Regions from separate parts of the Homo sapiens genome. Here all the other regions are linked to region 6. A link is a contact called in ENCODE Hi-C or POLR2A ChIA-PET data. All regions are on one chromosome and are shown on one strand. The core of a region is the stretch at or near the end of the contact, and the rest is flanking DNA. Distances in the headings are between cores, read along the strand shown.

The links. Hi-C counts contacts between places; a loop is a spot of excess contacts on that map. ChIA-PET counts read pairs that join two places held with the same protein, here RNA polymerase II (POLR2A). Pooled maps may share reads with other maps.
Region 1: a loop to region 6 is called in a map of ascending aorta, with 9 times the contacts of the local background. The contact joins the promoter of ZNF775 here to the promoter of INSIG1 in region 6. A Hi-C loop is called at or near these places in 1 of 168 maps with a recorded cell type or tissue (ascending aorta), 1 of 37 single-sample maps with no recorded cell type and 10 of 50 pooled maps. POLR2A ChIA-PET finds 5 or more read pairs at or near these places in 1 of 52 experiments (activated T-cell).
Region 2: a map with no recorded cell type shows a loop between it and region 6 (18-fold over the local background). The contact joins the promoter of ABCF2-H2BK1 here to the promoter of INSIG1 in region 6. A Hi-C loop is called at or near these places in 4 of 37 single-sample maps with no recorded cell type and 10 of 50 pooled maps.
Region 3: a loop to region 6 is called in a map of ascending aorta, with 5 times the contacts of the local background. The contact joins the promoter of FASTK here to the promoter of INSIG1 in region 6. A Hi-C loop is called at or near these places in 1 of 168 maps with a recorded cell type or tissue (ascending aorta), 3 of 37 single-sample maps with no recorded cell type and 9 of 50 pooled maps.
Region 4: a loop to region 6 is called in a pooled map, with 13 times the contacts of the local background. The contact joins the promoter of RHEB here to the promoter of INSIG1 in region 6. A Hi-C loop is called at or near these places in 2 of 37 single-sample maps with no recorded cell type and 11 of 50 pooled maps. POLR2A ChIA-PET finds 5 or more read pairs at or near these places in 1 of 52 experiments (B cell).
Region 5: a loop to region 6 is called in a map with no recorded cell type, with 11 times the contacts of the local background. The contact joins the promoter of NUB1 here to the promoter of INSIG1 in region 6. A Hi-C loop is called at or near these places in 5 of 37 single-sample maps with no recorded cell type and 13 of 50 pooled maps.
Region 7: a map of gastrocnemius medialis shows a loop between it and region 6 (10-fold over the local background). The contact joins the promoter of SMARCD3 here to the promoter of INSIG1 in region 6. A Hi-C loop is called at or near these places in 1 of 168 maps with a recorded cell type or tissue (gastrocnemius medialis), 2 of 37 single-sample maps with no recorded cell type and 9 of 50 pooled maps.

Annotation. Positions count from the first base shown.
Region 1 is chr7:150,377,965-150,380,854 of GRCh38, reverse strand. ZNF775 (zinc finger protein 775) reads right to left here and starts at 1,525. Exons shown (of 3, transcript NM_173680.4): 1 at 1,463-1,525. It overlaps ZNF775-AS1 (ZNF775 antisense RNA 1), which reads left to right. Exons shown (of 2, transcript NR_183445.1): 2 at 667-1,010. RefSeq lists enhancers at 307-366, 2,377-2,536 and a silencer at 1,157-1,966.
Region 2 is chr7:151,225,852-151,228,556 of GRCh38, reverse strand. It overlaps ABCF2-H2BK1 (ABCF2-H2BK1 readthrough), which reads left to right and starts at 1,352. Exons shown (of 17, transcript NR_160983.1): 1 at 1,352-1,394; 2 at 2,057-2,252. It overlaps ABCF2 (ATP binding cassette subfamily F member 2), which reads left to right and starts at 1,352. Exons shown (of 15, transcript NM_007189.3): 1 at 1,352-1,394; 2 at 2,057-2,252. The coding sequence starts at 2,099. RefSeq lists enhancers at 1,176-1,255, 1,366-1,415 and a silencer at 1,516-1,575.
Region 3 is chr7:151,079,383-151,082,374 of GRCh38, reverse strand. It overlaps FASTK (Fas activated serine/threonine kinase), which reads left to right and starts at 1,566. Exons shown (of 10, transcript NM_006712.5): 1 at 1,566-1,690; 2 at 2,453-2,875. The coding sequence starts at 1,609. It overlaps TMUB1 (transmembrane and ubiquitin like domain containing 1), which reads left to right. Exons shown (of 3, transcript NM_001136044.2): 2 at 1-200; 3 at 475-1,290. The coding sequence ends at 826. RefSeq lists enhancers at 259-553, 1,271-2,246, 2,247-2,992 and a silencer at 1,152-1,831.
Region 4 is chr7:151,518,450-151,521,155 of GRCh38, reverse strand. It overlaps RHEB (Ras homolog, mTORC1 binding), which reads left to right and starts at 1,261. Exons shown (of 8, transcript NM_005614.4): 1 at 1,261-1,696. The coding sequence starts at 1,645. RefSeq lists silencers at 811-860, 901-1,250, 1,421-1,580, 1,751-1,870, 1,581-2,010 and 1 more.
Region 5 is chr7:151,340,487-151,343,186 of GRCh38, reverse strand. NUB1 (negative regulator of ubiquitin like proteins 1) reads right to left here and starts at 1,375. Exons shown (of 15, transcript NM_001243351.2): 1 at 1,341-1,375. RefSeq lists silencers at 1,106-1,285, 1,456-1,655 and an enhancer at 1,253-1,754.
Region 6 is chr7:155,296,628-155,299,327 of GRCh38, reverse strand. INSIG1 (insulin induced gene 1) reads right to left here and starts at 1,450. Exons shown (of 6, transcript NM_005542.6): 1 at 1,369-1,450; 2 at 631-1,069. The coding sequence starts at 1,042. INSIG1-DT (INSIG1 divergent transcript) reads left to right here and starts at 348. Exons shown (of 2, transcript NR_183448.1): 1 at 348-1,177. RefSeq lists a silencer at 1,115-1,944 and an enhancer at 2,405-2,454.
Region 7 is chr7:151,247,443-151,250,276 of GRCh38, reverse strand. It overlaps SMARCD3 (SWI/SNF related BAF chromatin remodeling complex subunit D3), which reads left to right and starts at 1,583. Exons shown (of 13, transcript NM_001003801.2): 1 at 1,583-1,792. The coding sequence starts at 1,715. RefSeq lists a silencer at 923-1,012.

The sequences.
Region 1 (2,890 bases), core at 276-2,775, 4.9 Mb after region 6:
AAGTAAATGTGCAACCTGATAAGAAGGTAATCGTAGCTAAAATAATAGCAAGGAAGTCAGACCACACGAAACGTGTGGTTGCCTAAAGAAACTAAAGGTAACATCTTAGCATATGTCCTTGAGTTGTTTTTCAGAAACCCAGACCCCCACCAAATGGACTTGCTGGCACGCACACCTCGGATAAGAGGGAACTGAGAACTCAACTCTGCTCATCTTTCCCCATTGCACCCCGACACGCCCCATCCTCTCGTGGCTCTTGAACTCACCGTGTCCTCGCACCCTGTGACCAACCTTGGAAGGCCCTTGCTCAGTTCTCCCCTTCCCAGCCCAGATTAGGGATCGCTTTGACCAGGAAGCCTTTTTGGACACACCAGGCACAGCCAGGAATCCCTTCTCTGTTTAACCTGTGCACCTAGGACCATCTACATGGAATCATCATTGTCATCAATTTGTTAGTCTGCACAAGACTACATGCATCTTAACACAGGGTCCTTCTCTCTCCCCTGCACCCAGTACAGGCTCCACACACAGTAATCCATTAATAAAAACTGTCATAAGGGAACACTTAAATAAAAGAAATTTCAGTACAAAACAGATTTGAAGCACGGAAGCATGAACCTTCAAGCTGAAAGGAGACAACTGCCATCTAATCTCTTCATTTTACAGATGAACATGGGAACAGTTAGCTGTGAAGCCTTGGGCTGTCGTCCGCCTCCAACCCCTGGGGCTCTGACCACACCCAGCCCCAGCTCAGATCATCTTGCTCAAAGGGCCGAAGGAGGACCCATCTCCACACCTTCCACATGTAGATATCCTCAACGTTCTTCACAGAGGGGATGCCCGCACCCCGCCCCACCGAGTTCGCGGCTGCTGTGCCCATCTTCCTAGAGAGGAGTTCTCCGCCACACCCGACACCACACACTTCCAACTTCTGCGGTGCTTCCCTCTCACTTATCTCCACCCCCAATCCTTATCCCCGCTCGTTTAATCACACATTTATTGGTCACCTACTATGTGTCTGTCACTCTGCAGCGAGCATTGGGGTTCCTGCCCCCAGAAACTGATCTATCAGGGAGGCGAACAGGGACGGGGAACTCGGAACAACGGGACAGCCCAGGAGAGACCGCCCGCGGGCGACCCCTCTACTCGCCACCGCGTCCTCCCTCCATTCTCACTAGCCTCCCTCCTAACCTCGCTGCCCTGGCCTGGCGCCCTCCCCACCCTCGGCCGCGCCCCTTTCCCCTCGGCTGTGTCGGGGCAGAGGGAACGCTTGAGACCCGGGGCTCGGGGGGCGCGCGGGGCTCGGGGCACCCCAGGCCCCCGCCCCATCCCTCCGCCCCAGCCCGGGCCGGGCGGAGGCAGCACGGGAGGAGCGGGGCCGGGCGCTGGTCCATCCCTCGCACCGCCCCTCCCCGCCCAAAATGCAGAGGGACTCGGAGGGAGGCGACGGGGAAATAAATACCTTTGACTTTGTGGCTAAGGTTAACGGGAACTGCCACCCCGAGGGCGACTTGGGCACCGGGCTCCCGGCCCTGGCCATTCCCGGGGCAGGCGGGGCGGGCACGGGTGCCTGATTGGCTGGCGGGCCTGGCCATCCCCGGGGCCGCCCAGCCACTCCATTGGCTGCGCCGCTCAGATGACCCGCCCGGCCCTATCGGAGCAGCCCGCGGGGCGGCTCCTTTGTTCTCTGGAGCCAATAGCCGAGGGGGGAGGGCTGACCTCGCCCCCGGCGGGCGCGCAAGGCCCGGGCGCCGTGAGCGCGCTAGCCGCCGGCCGCGGGGAGGAGACCTTGGGAGGTCGGGCCCCAGATGGCCGGCGGCGTCCTGGCACCCCTGCCAGGCCTGGACTCCGCGTGCGACCCCGTTGTAACGCCTGAACTCAGCGCACGTTCGCCGAGCGCCACAGCGCGCCGGACGCTGTTTCTCCCTGCTGGGGACCCATCAGGGCCCGGACAGAAACCCCGGCTGAGGCTGTGGCTGCCCTCAAGCCGCGATAGCCCCACCGTGGGGTGTGATAACTTTTAGGGTTCACTACGAGGGACCTTAGAAATCATTATACCCGACCCCTTCGTTTTCTGTTTCAGGGAGGTGGTCTCGCTCAGACCCCAGTGGCGCGATCATGGCTCAGTGCAACCTCGAACCCGTGGCTCAACCGAACCTCCCAACCTGCTAACTTTTTAAATATTTTGTAGAGATGGGGGTCTCGCCATGTTGCCCAGGCTGGTCTCGAACTCTTGAGCTTAAGTGACCCTGCGGCCTCGGCCTCCCAAAGTGCTGGGATTACAAACCCGCGCCCGGCCTAATCCCTTTGTTTTCTAGCTGAGGAACGGCTCTGAGGTTACGTTACTAGGTCGGGTTACTAGGTAGGGTTCCCGTGAGCGGAATCATCTCCGCCCAGTTGCCACCCCGGTCCAGACTGCCAGACCTTCAGGAAGGAGTATCTTCGCAACTCCCCACCCCATTGTAAGGAAATTCCTCACACTTCTCCCTCAAAGGGGGCGCAGCTGGGTCAACTCCCACTGGCAGGATGCTCTCCGGAGCTGCTAGAAGCTGCCTCTGGGGCATGAGGTAGATACAGACAGAAGCTGGGCCTCTGAGACTCTACAAACGGTTGCTGTTGGGCAGGCGGACCTTATTTTCTTCAGTCAACAGCTGATTAAACATTTGCCACAGGCCCGGCTGCGGTTTAGCCTCAGTAGCACAGCAGGAACTGGGGACTGAGATTCGATTTTGTCACTAACTTCATGTGTACTTTTTATAAAAGATACTTTTCTGTTTCTGGACTTTGACTTATTCGTCTATAAAATAGGGTTAATAATTTTCTAGTTGCCTGCATACCTTACTGAGTTTTTACCGTTAATTTGGTTATATTATCTATAGAAGGATTTGTA
Region 2 (2,705 bases), core at 103-2,602, 4.1 Mb after region 6:
GCTTGGATTACAGGTGTGAGCCACCACACCCGGCTTGTTTACTTTTCACATGTTCCTTCTTTATTATGAGCTCCCTGAGGTCAGGGAGTGACTTTGCACCATTGCAACTCCAGCACATATATCTGAGCCTGACAGATAGTAGGCACTTCGTTGGTGGAGGATATTCTAGGAAAATGTATGTTCAAAGGCATGCAGGTGTAAAATAGCACGCTTAATCTCCGAACTATTTAAGTAGGTAAGTTCTACTGAAGTATGAGTTTGAGAAGAAAAACTAATTCTCATTGTTTGAGTCACGGACTGTGGGCGAAAAGGTGCCACATTTGGAGAATATGCTCAAAGGGAGCAATAGCTTCCTTTGCTGCCCCAAACGTCACTGATGGTGAGGCTTCTGCTGCACAGGAGCCTGGAGAAGTAACAAAGATCACAAAGGGCCTGCCTTGTACTTGAGGCTAAACATTTGGAGTTTACAATGTAGGTAATGTGAAGTCCTTGAGAGATTGTATTTATTTTTAAACCATCCAGCCCAAAATGTCATGTGAGAGATTTTAAACAGTGAGACTCAAAGGGAAAGTAACGGGCCCGGTAGCATGGCTAACTAATAATAAAACAAATCTCAGCCAAGGGGCCTTTTTATCTCGGGGCCCTTTCCACCAAACTTGCATGGCTTCAGTGGAAACCTAACAATGCGGCAGCGGGGAGGCTAAGCGGCCGAGGTTCCAAAACAACGTCTGGCACCTTCTAAAAGTTTAACAATGAACCAGCCTCTAAAATTAAGGTTTAATGAAACCAAGGCGCTTTCTTTCGTGAAGGAATTCCGTTGGCAACATCTTTGCAGCGATGCCCCGCTTTCTGGAACCCCTCCCTGCCCAGCGCCCCCTTCATTTTAGTCCTCCCCTCACGCTCCCACCTCTCCTCTCCCATTGTTTCGATCTACTCCCGCTGAGGCAAGCTGGGAAGTGTAGTTGCACGCCCTGCTGCCTGAGTCGGTTAGGTAGCTCTAAAAACTCGTAACTCCACAACAGCTCAATGGATTTTCGAGAGGTGGGGTAAAGCCTGAAGGCTCAGCCGGTTTATCCAACGAGCAATCTGGGATTTGCAGTTTCCAGCGCCCGAAGTGCGCCCGCTAGCAGAGAGCTCTTGGACTCTAATCCCGCCCCCTCCCCGAGCCTCGCGCATCCTGATGGCGTCACGCGGCCCCGCGAGGTCTGTGGGATACATAGTAGTCCTCAAGGCGGGTCTCACTCTTGGCCGCTGCAACTTGAGGACTACACTTCCAAGGAGGCAGCGCGGCGCGCCGAGAACCACCCGAGGCCGTGATTGGCTGGTGAGCCGGCCGCACGCGGAGGATCCTAAGGAGCAGCTCTGTTGCGACATAGGCCGAGCAGCGAGGCCCAGTGAGTTAGGGGAAGGGGAGCTGTAGGGAGAGGGTCCCCGCCGGTGAGGGGGAAAGAGAATTAGAAGAGGAAGCAGGGACGGGGTTTGGATGGAGGGCTCTGCGAGGGGGAAGATAGGGCTAAGGGAGAGAAGCTGACGGGCGGGGTGGGGGAGGACCCGGGGGTGACGAGCGTGGAGACTCGGAGGGGACTCACGCGGGCGAGGACGAGTGCGTCCCGGCAAGAGGCTGGGCTCGACGGCCGGGTGATGTGGAGAGGGACGATCGAGAAGAGGCCCGAGACGGACGGGAGGAGGAAGCCCGGAAAGTGAGGCGGCTAGCTGAGTGCGGAGCGCCAAGTTGTAGGGAAACCGGAGACGGAGACCTCCGCTGAGGGGCAGAACCTGGTCCCCAGCCGGAGGCCCTGAAAGAAGGAGCGTTTCCAAAGTGAGGCAGTCCGTGGGGGACTGGTGCCTGTGGGAAGAGATGTTAAGATTAGAAGAGCCGCTGAGAATCGGCATTGGTTTGGGATACCCTGACCAAGTTGGAACAGACGAGGCGGGGGCAGGCCAGGGCATCAGAGGCTTGATGTTGATACGAAGATTCCTGAGAGGGATGGAGCAGGGCCCAGGCATTCTTACTAGTAAGTTTAGGGTTTGGGGGTATCTGTTTGCCTTCCTTCAGGCTCCCTGAAACAACAGTAACCTACCCCTGTGGGTCATCATCATGCCCTCCGACCTGGCCAAGAAGAAGGCAGCCAAAAAGAAGGAGGCTGCCAAAGCTCGACAGCGGCCCAGAAAAGGACATGAAGAAAATGGAGATGTTGTCACAGAACCACAGGTGGCAGAGAAGAATGAGGCCAATGGCAGAGAGACCACAGGTGAATTGAGGGAGGGGTGAGTTGGGGATGGTTGCTAAGACTTAATGCATGCCCCAGCCAGAGTTGGAATCTTGATGCTGGGGGTAGTGGAGAATGTATCTGGTGTCATGCAACTTTTCATGATGAATCAAATCAGTAGAGTTGGAATTCGTGCCACCCTGTCATTGCGCAAGGAAGCCGAAGACGAGGTTCTCACATACTCAGTGGCAAGCGGATGTGAGAGTTGCTGAGCTGCCTTGCTGCTCTATTAGATTGTGAGGAGGGGATCAGTTCCCTGCCCCTTTCTCAGTTTCCATTTCTATGCATGGTGACCAATGTGCCAGGTTCTTTGCTACATTATACAATAAGCTTGTCCTCTCACTGGTGTAGTGGCTCTACCTACAAGAGAGTAACTTATGAGTTGATTTATGGGGTTTTTCCTGGGAGAGAGCTCCCTTTCTGTTATTTATATTT
Region 3 (2,992 bases), core at 317-2,816, 4.2 Mb after region 6:
GGGGAGGCCCCAGGGGCAGAGACCCCCAGCCTGAGACACAGAGGTCAAGCTGCACAGCCAGAGCCCAGCACGGGGTTCACAGCAACACCGCCAGCCCCGGACTCCCCGCAGGAGCCCCTCGTGCTACGGCTGAAATTCCTCAATGATTCAGAGCAGGTGGCCAGGGCCTGGCCCCACGACACCATTGGCTCCTTGAAAAGGTAAGTAGGTCAAGAGGCAGGAGCAATGCTAAAGACAGGGGTTGGGAGAGTGGTCGCAGAAGGCCCCCAGAGACACCTAAGACCCAGCCCTCCTTTATACTGGAGGCGCTGAGCGCCCCAGATCACAACTGTACTTGTTCCCCTGGCAGACGGCCCCTCCCAGGCCAGGGCCGGTGTGTTGTGGAGGGCAGGGGGAGGGTGGGAGTGCTGTTCCGGGGCCAGGGACTAGGATTGCCTGAGGCCTGCTCTCTTACCCAGGTCCCTCTCTCCTCAGGACCCAGTTTCCCGGCCGGGAACAGCAGGTGCGACTCATCTACCAAGGGCAGCTGCTAGGCGACGACACCCAGACCCTGGGCAGCCTTCACCTCCCTCCCAACTGCGTTCTCCACTGCCACGTGTCCACGAGAGTCGGTCCCCCAAATCCCCCCTGCCCGCCGGGGTCCGAGCCCGGCCCCTCCGGGCTGGAAATCGGCAGCCTGCTGCTGCCCCTGCTGCTCCTGCTGTTGCTGCTGCTCTGGTACTGCCAGATCCAGTACCGGCCCTTCTTTCCCCTGACCGCCACTCTGGGCCTGGCCGGCTTCACCCTGCTCCTCAGTCTCCTGGCCTTTGCCATGTACCGCCCGTAGTGCCTCCGCGGGCGCTTGGCAGCGTCGCCGGCCCCTCCGGACCTTGCTCCCCGCGCCGCGGCGGGAGCTGCTGCCTGCCCAGGCCCGCCTCTCCGGCCTGCCTCTTCCCGCCGCCCTGGAGCCCAGCCCTGCGCCGCAGAGGACTCCCGGGACTGGCGGAGGCCCCGCCCTGCGACCGCCGGGGCTCGGGGCCACCTCCCGGGGCTGCTGACCCTCAGCCCGCACTGGGAGTGGGCTCCTCGGGGTCGGGCATCTGCTGTCGCTGCCTCGGCCCCGGGCAGAGCCGGGCCGCCCCGGGGGCCCGTCTTAGTGTTCTGCCGGAGGACCCAGCCGCCTCCAATCCCTGACAGCTCCTTGGGCTGAGTTGGGGACGCCAGGTCGGTGGGAGGCTGGTGAAGGGGAGCGGGGAGGGGCAGAGGAGTTCCCCGGAACCCGTGCAGATTAAAGTAACTGTGAAGTTTTCACTCTTGCAGTGTGTCTGAGTGTGTGCGGGCTGGCGGGCGGGGAGTCCTCGCCCCTTGGGAGAGAAGGGCACGGACTGCGCCTGGGGTCTGGCCCTCCGCCTTCCCTTCTCCCCAGCGTTCTGCTCTGGCTTTGGCGCCGGCCTCCGTGGCCCCGCCCTCGGCGCCGGGCGCGCACTTCCCGCGGGCGGGGCTCGCGGCTCCCTGGCTCGCAGTGCCTGCCGGGAGCCACGTCTCCGAAGACCGATAGCTGCTTCGGGATTGGCGTCCGGGCGGCTATCTAGGGGCTGCTGGGAAGATGGCGGACTCGGTGGCTAGCCGATGAGGAGGCCGCGGGGGGAACCCGGCCCCCGGGCCCCGAGACCGACTGAGGGAGCGACCTGCGCAGGGCCCGGGGAGTCATGTAGGGGTGGCGCCTGCGGGGAGGGCTGCGGGAGGGCAGCGGGAGCTGGTGTTAGCGGCAGCGGCCACGGTCTCCTGGCGTCCCTGGGCCGGGGTGGGTGTTGGGGCCCCCGACTTCGCCGACTCCGCGCCATCGCAAAGCGGTGCACTCGGGCTCCACGCGCGCCCTGCGAGGTGGGCGCTGCGTTTTCATTTCACGGGTGAGGAGACTTAGAGAGACGAAGCCACTTGTCCAAGGTCACGCCGCTGGTGAGTGGGAGCGCCCAGCATGGAACCCAGCACCGTCCAGCCGCGGAGCCCGCGTTCCACCCTCTGTGCCGCCGCCGCCTCCTGTGGGAGAGGGAGGTGGTCGGGAGAGTGCACGCCGGTGCCGCCTGGGCTCCAGACTGGGCGCGACCACTAACCCGGTTAATGACCTCGGGCTTAACTTAACCCCTTCGCTGCTCTGGGCCTGCGTTTCTCCACCGGTGAAATGAGGTAATGCCAGCCCTGCCTACTCTTCATGGGCGTGTAAGGAGCATCAGAGATGGTGCATGTGGAATTGCTTTGCAAGTAGTGCTGCGCTGAGCGCACTGAGGATTATGATTGCTGTTTCAAAGGCGTGGAAGGAGGCAGAGGGGCGGGGTGGGGAAGAGGCCCAGAGCAGTCACAAAGGCTTGCTCTGACCACAGGCCCCCTAAATGAGGAGTGAGGTAAGCAGTAGGTAGCAGGTCTTTCTCCCCTTTGGAGAAAACCTCACCCCCTTTTTTGGGCTGCCCCTCAGGGTCTCCATCACCCAACTCCATGCTTCGAGTCCTGCTCTCTGCTCAGACCTCCCCTGCTCGGCTGTCTGGCCTGCTGCTGATCCCTCCAGTACAGCCCTGCTGTTTGGGGCCCAGCAAATGGGGGGACCGGCCTGTTGGAGGAGGCCCCAGTGCAGGTCCTGTGCAAGGACTGCAGCGGCTTCTGGAACAGGCGAAGAGCCCTGGGGAGCTGCTGCGCTGGCTGGGCCAGAACCCCAGCAAGGTGCGCGCCCACCACTACTCGGTGGCGCTTCGTCGTCTGGGCCAGCTCTTGGGGTCTCGGCCACGGCCCCCTCCTGTGGAGCAGGTCACACTGCAGGACTTGAGTCAGCTCATCATCCGAAACTGCCCCTCCTTTGACATTCACACCATCCACGTGTGTCTGCACCTTGCAGTCTTACTTGGTGAGGAGGGGCTTGAGGTGGGCGCCTGGGGGGCTAGGTGTTAATGAAGAATAGGGAGAACAGTAGAGGACCACGGACAGAGACCCAGCCTCTCAGGCGTTTGCCCAGGAACGCTTG
Region 4 (2,706 bases), core at 12-2,511, 3.8 Mb after region 6:
ATAGCGTAAACCTCAACATTTCATGGAAACATAGAACTTCCAGACATTGATCACTTCTGGCTGGCTGCCTGGGGCTTCCATCTGTAGATCCCCGAGGACAAGAATGCACACCCCAGCCCCTCATCGGAGTGCTTCCGTGGGAAAGCTGGAGGGAGTCGCTCTTGGGTTGGGTGTTCCAAGTCGACTCCAGTCACCTCTAAACCTTCCTACGCTGGAATACAAGGCCTGCCACTCAGCTTCCCCTGGCTTCATTCCTCCCCACCGATCACTGGCAAAGGGCGAAGGGCCATGCCCGGCCTCTGCAGGTCCCCACTGCCAAACAGCCTGGGCAGAATAGGGGCGGGTTCCCCGGCGCGGCGGAGTCTCTGCTAACTCGGCAAGTGCCAAGCCCTCCAGCAGCCACCACGCCGGGCCTGCCTGCAGGCTGGTCCCTCAACGGCACCTGCGTTCCCGGCCGGGCTTCCCTTCCCGCGCCCCTCTGCACTGCACCCCTGGGAAGGCTGTGCCCACACCACGGTCTCCGCCCGTCCACACCGCGGCCCGAGGCGTTCCTGGCACCCGGCTCGGGCCTGCCCGCCGCACCAGCCGCCCCGGTGCTGGCGGAGAACCGGCTTCCCGCCCCGGCGCTGTTCCAGGAGGTGCGCCGAGCTCCGCGCGAAGCGAAGCGGACACCAGAACTGACGAGGCTCGCCCTGTTTTTAATGAAATTCCTAACACTTTGAATTAACGCAGACTCCATGCTTCCCACAGTCCTTCGGCCGTCGGTGACGCTTAGTCACCACTACATCCTCAAACCCAGACACGAACGCTAACGCAGCTCAAGGAGAATTTTCAAAAAACCCCGAGGGAGGAGCCAGCCCACCCGCCCAGGCCACGCGCCTCGCGCCCTTCACGGGCTCAGCGGGCGCGAACCCGCCAACCGCTTAGCGTTTCGCCAATCACCGCACCTCCCACCTATTGCCCCGCCCTGCGCTCCGTTCTGGCCAATCACCAGGGAGCCACCGTTTGTCTCTCCGCCTCTCCCGCCCGCCCCTAACCGGTTGGAAGTTTGAAGCCTTCAAACCTAGCCGGCGCCCAACAGCGCGGTAGCAGCGAGGTGTATTTTTAGCTCCCGGGCGGGCAGCCCCGCCCCCCCCTCCCCGCCTCCTTGTTTCCCCCAATGGGAGATGGAGTTTCCGACACGTCATCGCGCGGCTGTGCAGGAGCTGTCCAATCGGCGCTCGGGGAGAATGGCGTAATTAAAAAGCGGCGGAAGAAGGTGGGAGGGTCATGACGCAGCGAGTTTCAGTCGTGACTTTTCTGGGGGCATCGCGGCGTCCCCTTTTTTTGCCTTTAAAGTAAAACGTCGCCCCGACGCACCCCCCGCGTATTTCGGGGGGCGGAGGCGGCGGGCCACGGCGCGAAGAGGGGCGGTGCTGACGCCGGCCGGTCACGTGGGCGTGTTGTGGGGGGGAGGGGCGCCGCCGCGCGGTCGGTTCCGGGCGGTTGGGAGCGCGCGAGCTAGCGAGCGAGAGGCAGCCGCGCCCGCCGCCGCCCCTGCTCTGTATGCCGCTCTCTCCCGGCGCGGCCGCCGCCGATCACAGCAGCAGGAGCCACCGCCGCCGCGGTTGATGTGGTTGGGCCGGGGCTGAGGAGGCCGCCAAGATGCCGCAGTCCAAGTCCCGGAAGATCGCGATCCTGGGCTACCGGTCTGTGGGTGAGTGGCCGGTGGCCGCGCGGCCTCCTCGCGCCGCCGGGGCCTCGCCTGGGAGCCGGGTCGCGGCCGGGCCTGCGAAGTTTGGAGCCGGCGCGGCCATGTGGCGGGGCGGGCGGGGGCCGCGCGTTTCGTAACCACCATTCTGAGCGGAGGTGGTGGCGGTCGGGGCGGCGTCCGCGCCGGTGGAGGAGCCGCGGTAGCTGGGCGCCCTCCGCGGGCCGGGCGGGCAGGTGGCGGCCGGGCGGAGGGCGTGGGAGGCGCGGGGCGGGGGCCGTCGGCCGCCGAGGAGTCCGGGTCTCGTCTGGGGAAGTGAGGCGGCGCCGGGGAGCCGCGCTAGAGGCTGCCGCGAGGGAGTCACACCTGCCTCCCCGCCTTCGCCGCGGGCGCGCGTGACCGGGGCTGGCGGTCTCCCCCACCCCGCCCCCGATGTAAGGAAAAGAAAGTCCGTGGGATTTTAACAAAGGAAGCAGCGCCTCGGCTTCATTCCATCTGTGGTGAAGTTTACCCTTGTAAAGAAAACTAGGGATTTAGAGGACGTTTGGGCACTGAACGCAAGTTTTCTGCATAGGAAACCTAGGCGATCCCCCAAAAGAGGTCCCTCTGGAGGCCCTCGAGATGCTGCTGGCGGCCTGGGTAGGAAGACAGAGAAAAAGGAATGTCTGATCTCTCGGTGCCCTATTTTTGTTCGGGAAGGAATAAGGTCAGGTACTTGCAACCAGGCTGTTGAAGTAATTCCAAAGTCTTTTTGTTTTCTTTTTCTTCCCCCAAAAGGTTGACATACATTTGAAACAGTTCCTAGCAGTCGCCTTATTGCTGAATAAGGTGGCTTAGGGTCGGGTTGGGGGGCGGACGGGGTGTTACAGAACGAGCGGTTTTCTGGCCTGTGTGAAACCAGAGCGATTGAACTTAGACACGCTTCAGGGTGAGGCTGTATTGTCTCCCGACATCCGGAAGCCTGGAGAAATTAGTTCATCTTTTCGGGCTGTTTTGAAGTAACTGTCTATAGAAGG
Region 5 (2,700 bases), core at 126-2,625, 4.0 Mb after region 6:
ACAGCAAAGCATATTAGTACTTAGAGCGTTAGCTTTTCAAACACAAATAACTTTAAAAACTACTTTACATACTACTCATGAATCTTCAGAAATTCTGAATAAAATATCACAGCAACCCTACTGTCTCCCCACTGGGGGACAGTAATTTCACAGGCTGGTTACTGGAGCCAAGCAATTTGAAAGGCTGATGCGGTACTCAGAGATGCCATCCAAGGCCGGGCGCGGTGGCTCACACCTGTAATCCCAGCACTTGGGAGGCCGAGGCCAGTGGATCACCTGAGGTCAGGAGTTCAAGACCAGCCTGGTCAACATGGTGAAACCCCGTCTCTACTAAAAAAATAAACAAATAAAAAATTTTTAAAAAGATGCCATCCAAGCCACCACTTGACAGAAGGACGAAGGAGTGTTACAAACCCAGTGCGTGTCAGACACTCCAGGGAGCAAACAAGAGCTCCAGGGTTACACCGAATAAGATTTAATGTTAAAAAAAAATTAAACCACTGTCTTGAAACTTAAGGAACTTCAGTTATAGACAACAGAGTAAGTGGCGACATATTTTAAGTCAAGTTTAATAAGTCAGTTTTTAATTTTAACTGAAATGAGAACTGAAAAAGTTTCATGCATGCCATACAATGTTTCACATTGTAACTAAGAAAAGACGAAACTCATTAATATCACTCCGTGGTCCAAGCAGAAAGTGAAACGTTATAACGATCCTTTAAAAATTTCACTTTCACTTTTGTAATGAATCGATCATTGCTACATTTAGCCACACCTTTTCAAGTATACATTATATATAGTTGAAACACAACTATATCTAGTCAAGACACATTCATTTTTTCTTAGGAAAATGAAAGATTCTTGATTAAAAATAAAAGGGAAGGAGGTGAGAATGATAGAATCAGGTCGTCAAGGTTCGAGAAAATCAAGTGTCTTGTCATTAAATAGCAAAGAAAATCTGGCTTTGATTGCAAATAAATCCCAAATGGTATACTCGGAGTGTTACGATTCAAGTATAGCATTTGGCTAATTTTTTATAGACATATTTATTCCTTTCTCTCCCCAAACCGATACACTCAATATTTTCTTTTAAATACCCCACACCTCTGCCTAACTCAGGGCAAACCAAAGGGCCCCGAACGGCCAGCGCGTCCCGAAGCCCGGCCCACCGCTCCCGGCCCCGGCCCCGGCCCCGGCCCAGCTCCACGCATGGCTGCTCACCCCCGCCCCGCGGCCGCTCCACCCCTGGCCAGGAGAGGTGCCCAGTCGGACCGGGAACCGGGGCGCCAAGCAGTGCTGCTGAGGCTGGGGTCGAGGACACTCGGCCGCCGTGTCCTCACCTGCGCCACGCCACTCCCGCCGCGACCAGCAGAGTGCCCGGATGCGGCAGCGGCCGCCGTTTGTTTTCATTCCGGGTGAGGCCAGCCCCGCCCCCGCCGCCGCTGTCGCCTTCGCGCCGCCGCCGCCGCCGCCGCTTGGAAAGAGGGTTGTGGGCGGGGCCAAGGCGAAGCCAGCTGTGGGCGGGGATACGGTTGTGTGGGCGTGGTTACCGCGGGGCGGAGCCGCGACGGGGCGGAGCTAAGCGGAGGCGGGGCTGGGCGAGGATGTGGCCGTGTGGGGCGAGGACCTGGGAGTTGGTGTCCAACGCCACCCCAGGCTCAGTCTTCCAGGACTTCCCGCCCGGGCTCAGTTTGCCAGCCATCAAGAGGAAATGGATCCTGGCTTTGTTTCTCCAGAATCCTTGAAAGAGGCTGGGGGAAGGGTCGGGACCGTCCCAACCCGCATCTCATTCCTCAGCCTAGGCTGGACCCCTTCCCTAAACCAGCGGCTTTTCACCCCGCCCTCCACAAGCCCACCAGGGGCTTCCCTGGGGTGAAATTAGGCTGCTTCCCGGGAATTTCCTCCCCCATGCTGTCCACGGCCACTAGGGACCACAAGGCCTAGGGAGCTCTGCCTACTTCCAAGGTCCTATTCCCAAGGCTGTGCTCAACAGTGACGCTTCTATTTTATTATCAGTTATTGCTGTTAATCTCTTACTGTGCCTAATAAATTAAACTTTATCGTAGGTATGTACGTATGTATAGGAAAAATGAAGTGTGTGTATATATATAGTATATATATATGTGTGTGTATGTAAAATGGGGTGCAGTACTATCCGAGGTTTCAGGCATCCACTGTGGGTCTTGGGACACACCACCTGTGTGTGGACGAGAGGGGACTCCTGTAACCTTGCAGTGACCAATCCGTTTTTCGTTCCCTGTTGCTGCTTTCTTTAGCCCTTTTCTACCTATAAAGCCCACCTCCTCTGCCCAGCTCGTTGGAGCACCGTTTCTAAATTTTCAGAGAAGATGCCATCCTGATTCATGAATCAATAAAAACCAATAGATCTTTAATCTAAATTTGTGGTAATTTTGACTTCTGACAAAGGGATATTAATAACTGTATAACCGCACCAGACCAATCTGATTCGCCTTTTATATACCCAAGTTGTGAGTTGTTTTTCAGTTGCATGGACTCCCAGATGGAAGGTTTCGCACGTAACCTGAGGATGCCCAGGTGAACCAAGCATGCAACCAGGGGCGGAACCTGAGTGCTCAGATCAAAGCAGGGACTGAATTAAGAAATGGGCACTGCATGGTGAGATCCAGAATGCAATCAGATCAAGCCCTGGTGTCACCCCATGGCAGGGTCCAGTCAGAT
Region 6 (2,700 bases), core at 201-2,700:
CTGCTTGGGTGTACGAAAATCTAAACGCCGTAAGGGGGTTACTCTTTTCCTTAAGAACGTAATCTACAGAGCTCTAACAGTTCAGGGTGTAGGCGGTTTGGCTTCAGACCACAGTTTACTCAGCGACCCGGCAAAAGGAAGTGCTGAGAAGTTGCTCCCCTGGCAACCGCCTCCTGAACCCATGTGACGGGTTTGTTTTCAGTTATCCAGCAGGGTAGCATGTTTGCTGCCGCGACCAATGGCCTTTCAGTCCCGCTGCTCACCAGTTCCCCAGGCGGCCAATCCGGGGCGGCTGGCGCGGGATGACAGCTGGGGCTGTACCCGGACGCCAGGAGGGAAGGGCCCTCAGTCAGCTTGGCACAGCACCTGCTTGAACAGCCAATTATCTCCCTGCCTCATCTCCATCACTGTGCTTCCTCAAACTTCAGAGAGCTGTGGCCCGAACCCGCCCTCGGGGGTGCCAGGTCCTCTCTACCCCTCCTTCATTTCTCTAAATCCCAAGACTGGAGATGCACACTTTCAATCTGTGGATAGTTCCAGTTTCAAATGCATGTTTCTTATAGGCTGAAAAGTACTTTCAACCGAAAAGACACCCTTTTTACTTCCAGAAGAACCAGGAGGGGTACTCACCAGCTGCTGTCCCGCAGCAGGGAGGGACCCACCAGGCGGAGGAAAAGATGGTGGCGATCACCTCCTCGGGGAAGAGAGTGACATTCCTCTGGATCTGCAGCAGGTTGAGCACCAGGGCTAGGACCACCCCAACCGAGAAGAGCACGAGGCTCCTCTGCAACAGGCGATGATGCCAGGTGTTGGGGTAGGGGCTGCCGGGCTCGGGGCCGCTCATCGCAGCACTGCGGCCCCTGGGCGCGGGGTCAGCGTCCGGGGCACCGTGGGCCGCCAGCAGGGAGGGCCCGGACACGGAAACGTTGATCATCTCCCCAACCTTGGCCGCCAGCCCCGCGGCGCTGGCTCGCGGGGGGCCTCGGCGCCTCGCGCTGTGCGCACAGGAGCAGCTCCAGAAGTGGTCGTGCAATCTGGGCATCGGTCACACGCGTCCAAGAGGCGCTTCCTGGAAGAAGGGGGTCATCAAGTTCACTCAGAAGAGACAAAGAGCGAGGAAGGCCCCGCGGGACGCGAACCCCGGCACCCGGGCCAGGCGGCAGCGCCGCCCCCCAAGGTTAGACCCCCGTGCGCCCGCCCGGGGCCAGCGGCGGACGGGACCCGCGCTCACAGCGAGCAGCATCCCCGGCCCCAGCGGGACCCGCGTCCCAAAGACCCAACAGGGCCCGCGCCCGCCTACCTCCGGGGAGGACCGGCTGCTGCGCGACCAAAGCCCGCCCGCGACCCCTATCCCAGCCGGCCGCGTACCTGGCCGAGAGGCGCCCGCCCGCCGGCTCTCCGAACGGAGGCGGGGCGGGGGAAAGGAGGAGTCACGGCCCGGGACGGCCGCAGCGCCTGGCGGGCGCGCGGGTTTATATGGCGGGCCGCGGGGCCCGCATCACGTGAGCCTGCCCGGCCTACCCACCGCCCGCGCGCACCGCCCAGGGGCGTGGCCTGAGCTTGCCCCGCCCCGCCCGCGAGCCCGTCCGCACGCGGTCTGGTGAGGCGGCCGCAACCAATGGGAGGCCGGCGGCCCATATGACGTGCGCACACGCCACCGCCGGCCCGCGCGCACTCGGGCGGGAGCCTCGGCACGGACTGCGGGGCGCGTGGCGGCTGCGGGGCACGCGGGCCCGAGCGGGACTGGCCGGCTGCGAGTGGGCGGCCGCGGAGCTGGGGCCTGGGAGGGGACGGTCCTGCCGGGAGGAGGCGGAGGCAGGACAGGGTGGGGTTGCGGGCCCGGCGCCGCCCCTCCCGGCTCCTGGCTCCCCTCGCCTGGTGTCCCGCGCCTGGCCGGGAGGCGGCGGGTCTCGATCGCGCGGGCCTCCCTGGAGGGGCGCGGGCTCTGGCGGCGGGGAGGCCCCTGCTCAGCGCAATGGCGGGCTTGCATCCTTGGGTGATTTTTTCGGGCCCCTTGTGGCCTTTGCTCACGCCTAGAGAGCAAACCACCCGCACCACCCAGGAGCAGATAAAATCGAGACCACAGCCTCCAAGGGAGCGCGCCTCCATCCTGTTTGCCCCTCGGGTCGCCGTCTGAGGGCGGGCCCGTGCCCGCTCAGAGCCTACATCCGAGTCGTATAAAGCGCTGACAGCAGAGAAAGCTGCGGCTTTGCTCCGTGCAGATGAGCAGGGGCTGAGGGAGGACGCTGTGCTCTCAGTAGCCGCGCTTGGCCCGGGGACCCTGCAGGCTTAGAAACGTGAGTCACGCCTGCAGCGTGGCGAGGAAACGCCGTTGATGTGGCATCCTCAGCCTGGGGTTGTGGCTTTAAGCCAGAAGGTCAAAAAAAGAAGTCTTCCTGAGCTGAGACTGCCCTGAGTCGCTTTAGGGGCGAAATTCCGAGCATCCGGTTGCATTTCCTGAGGATGACACGCGTGGTGGGTGTGGACGGCCTACAGGGGTCCATCCTCAGCGGCCCCTCTGCAGGGCAGTCTCGCTCTCACTCTCCCAGCTGACTCCTCTCAAGCCTGTTAACCATTGTACACGTTCCCAAGGACTCCAAGCAGGTTGGACTTCAGGGAACATTGCAGTTTGGGTCTTGGCCATTGTTTACACTCCACCTTGCATAAGTGCTTGAGGATCACACAACCAGATACGTAGAT
Region 7 (2,834 bases), core at 334-2,833, 4.0 Mb after region 6:
CCCCTTTCAAGCTAGGGGTGGTGGAGGAGCAACCTGGACCAGATGTCCTCCCTGACATTTCAGATTGACAGTGGGCACCTAAATGAACAGTGACAGCCAAGAGCACAACCAGGGCCAGCAGAAATCAGGCTGCAGGCAGAAAGGACCCCCTGGGCAAAGGCATTCTGAAGGGTTTAGGGTCAGTACCCTTCAGTCTTCAGGGCCCAACTTCAAGTAAGTGTTTCAACAAACTCCCCTAGGCACTAGGCTATGGTCCTGCCCTCACCTGGATTCTCACAGTGAGGCCCCAGCAGACCCCCAAACTTGACCCAAGGGCCTTGTTCCAAAGCCCACGGCTCCTCCCCAAGAAGGAGAAAAAAGGGGCGTGGCCTTTGGGGACCTGGGTAGGCCCAGGACTCCCTGCCTGGGTATGTCAGGATTTGCCCCTCCTCCTTCCGGTCCCTCCTCCACTCCAGGGACTGCCAACTCCTTCCACACGCCCCTTCTGGGGCTCCCTTGCCACCCCACGCCACACCCCAGCCTCAAGACCCCTCTCTTTGGGGTCTTGAGGCCGGCCCAATATACCCACTATACCCAGCCCAGCTGCCCCAACTCCTCTGGGTCCCCTAACCCCACTCCACCCCCACCCCAAGGAAACCAAGCCCAGCTTGCCTCGTTCTCTCCACGCACCCACCCGAGCACCCCCCTGGCGCTGCGCCATTCCCCACATTCATTCTCTTCCTGTTCTCATGAGCACAATCCCTGTCCCTCTTTCTGAAATACTTCCCCTATTGCCCTCACTTTCTCACAGAGCGGCAAACAAAGACTCACATACCCAGAAATAGCCTCTCACAGAGCTGAAAGGCACAGGCCATGTCCTGCCACACACGCAGGCGCGCGCGCACGGAGGCTGTCGTGGAGGGAGGCACACATACAGGGCGTCTGTCTGCACGCACATAAGCTGCCACGCCACAAAAGGGCGCGGACACACACGGCGTGTGAGACAAGGGCACACACAGCAGTGGACGCAGGGCCACGCCGCCGCCCGGGCACACCCACCGCCGCCGGCCCCGGGCAGGCGCGAGGCCTCGCGGGCCGGGCTCCCCCGGTTCCTGCCAGCGAATGTTTCCCTGCTCGGCCTGCCAGGTCTCTGGGGAAAGGGCCTCAGAAATGCAGCAGGAGCCGCTGGGGGAAAAGTTGGAACTGACTGTTCCCTGCCTGGCGCGGCCGGCGAATTCCCTGACGGAGAAACTATTTGTGGCGAGAGCCGGTGGCCGGCGACCCCCCGCCGCCTCCCCTGGCGTCCCCTCCCCGCGCCGCCTCCCGCGGGCCTCGGCGGCTTCGGGCTGCAGCACTGCTGCCCAGCGCCCGCGGCCGGGCTGGTCGGCGCGCCTCGCCGCTTATCTGCGCTGTTTGGACAGCGGGCTTGGAAAGGCAGGCGGCCCCGTCCCCGCCGAGTCAACAGGCAGACCCCGGGCCGCCGGACTATTTCTGTCTTATCAGTGCAGGAATGCGGCAGCCGCGGCGGCGGCGGCGGCGGCGGGCGGGCGGCGGCGGCGTGGGCCGTGGGCCGTCAGGGCAGCCCTGAAGGGGCCCCCTCCCCACTCCGCTCGAGTAGAAGTGTGAGAGAGCCCAGCAGGACTCAGAGGGGAGAGTTGGAGGAAAAAAAAAGGCAGAAAAGGGAAAGAAAGAGGAAGAGAGAGAGAGAGTGAGAGGAGCCGCTGAGCCCACCCCGATGGCCGCGGACGAAGTTGCCGGAGGGGCGCGCAAAGCCACGAAAAGCAAACTTTTTGAGTTTCTGGTCCATGGGGTGGTGAGTGGGGGAAAGTTAGCGGGGGAGGGCAAGCGAGCTGGCTCGGGCTGAATGGAGGGCTGATCGGGAGGGGCCGGGAGGGCGCTCCCGCTCTCCCACCCCTCTAGTGGGGGGCGTCATGGCCCACGGCCCGGCCGCGGGACTGTGCTGGCGCCCTGGCACCCGAACACGTCGCCAGGCGGCCGGCCGGGTCTGACGCGAGGCGGGGAAGGGAGGCGTTTGCATGGCTCTTGTCAGGGGCGGGGGTGGGACTTGGGGACTCTACCCCCCAAGTAGGGGGTCCTCGCTGTAGCCGACAGGTTGACTTTCGTTCTTTTCCTTGTGGGCCCAGGTGTTGCCCCTGCCCTGGGGGTGGGGGTGGGGGATGGGGACATGGCAGAGGCTGGGCTGGGCTGTCTGTTCATCCGTTGGGACAGTGTCACTGCTTGTGTCTCCGGAGCAAGGAGCAGGTGACCCTGGAGGCACTGTAGCGGGAAGCTCGCAGGCTGAGCCACCTCTGCATCCCAGCGGGAGGGCTCTGGAGCTTCTGCCTTAGGGTGGGGGAGAGGACCGCTCTAGGGACTTAGCCCAAGTTAGGGGCTCTGAGGGTCTCCTTGGCGGACTCAGCCACCAGAAGCTGATGTCCTTAACTCCTCGAACATGTGAAGGAAGGGGCTGGAGTTGGGGACATGAGGCCTAGAGACCGAAGGGACAGGGGAGCACTGTCCTGCCACAGGCAGGCTGTGAAGGCACGTGGGAGCCCGGGAGGCTGGAGCTGAGTCAGTAGGGCCCGGCTGGGAGGGGTATGGAGGGGTGGGGAATGGGAGAAGCAGGGGCTGCGACTCTTGGGATGGGTGAGGGAGTGGAGGCCCTGTGTAGAGGAAGCTGTCGGGTTTACTATGGCCAAATTTGGTTGTGACCCCAAGGAAGACACCCTCTCAGTAAGGCCAGAGTCCCTAGGATTTTGGCCTTTCATGGGGATGGGGCTGGTGGCGGGCACAGCTCTCTGGGGGCTCTGAAAGCCTCCCTCTCAGGGCCTCTTCAGCAGATGGGCCAGTATCCC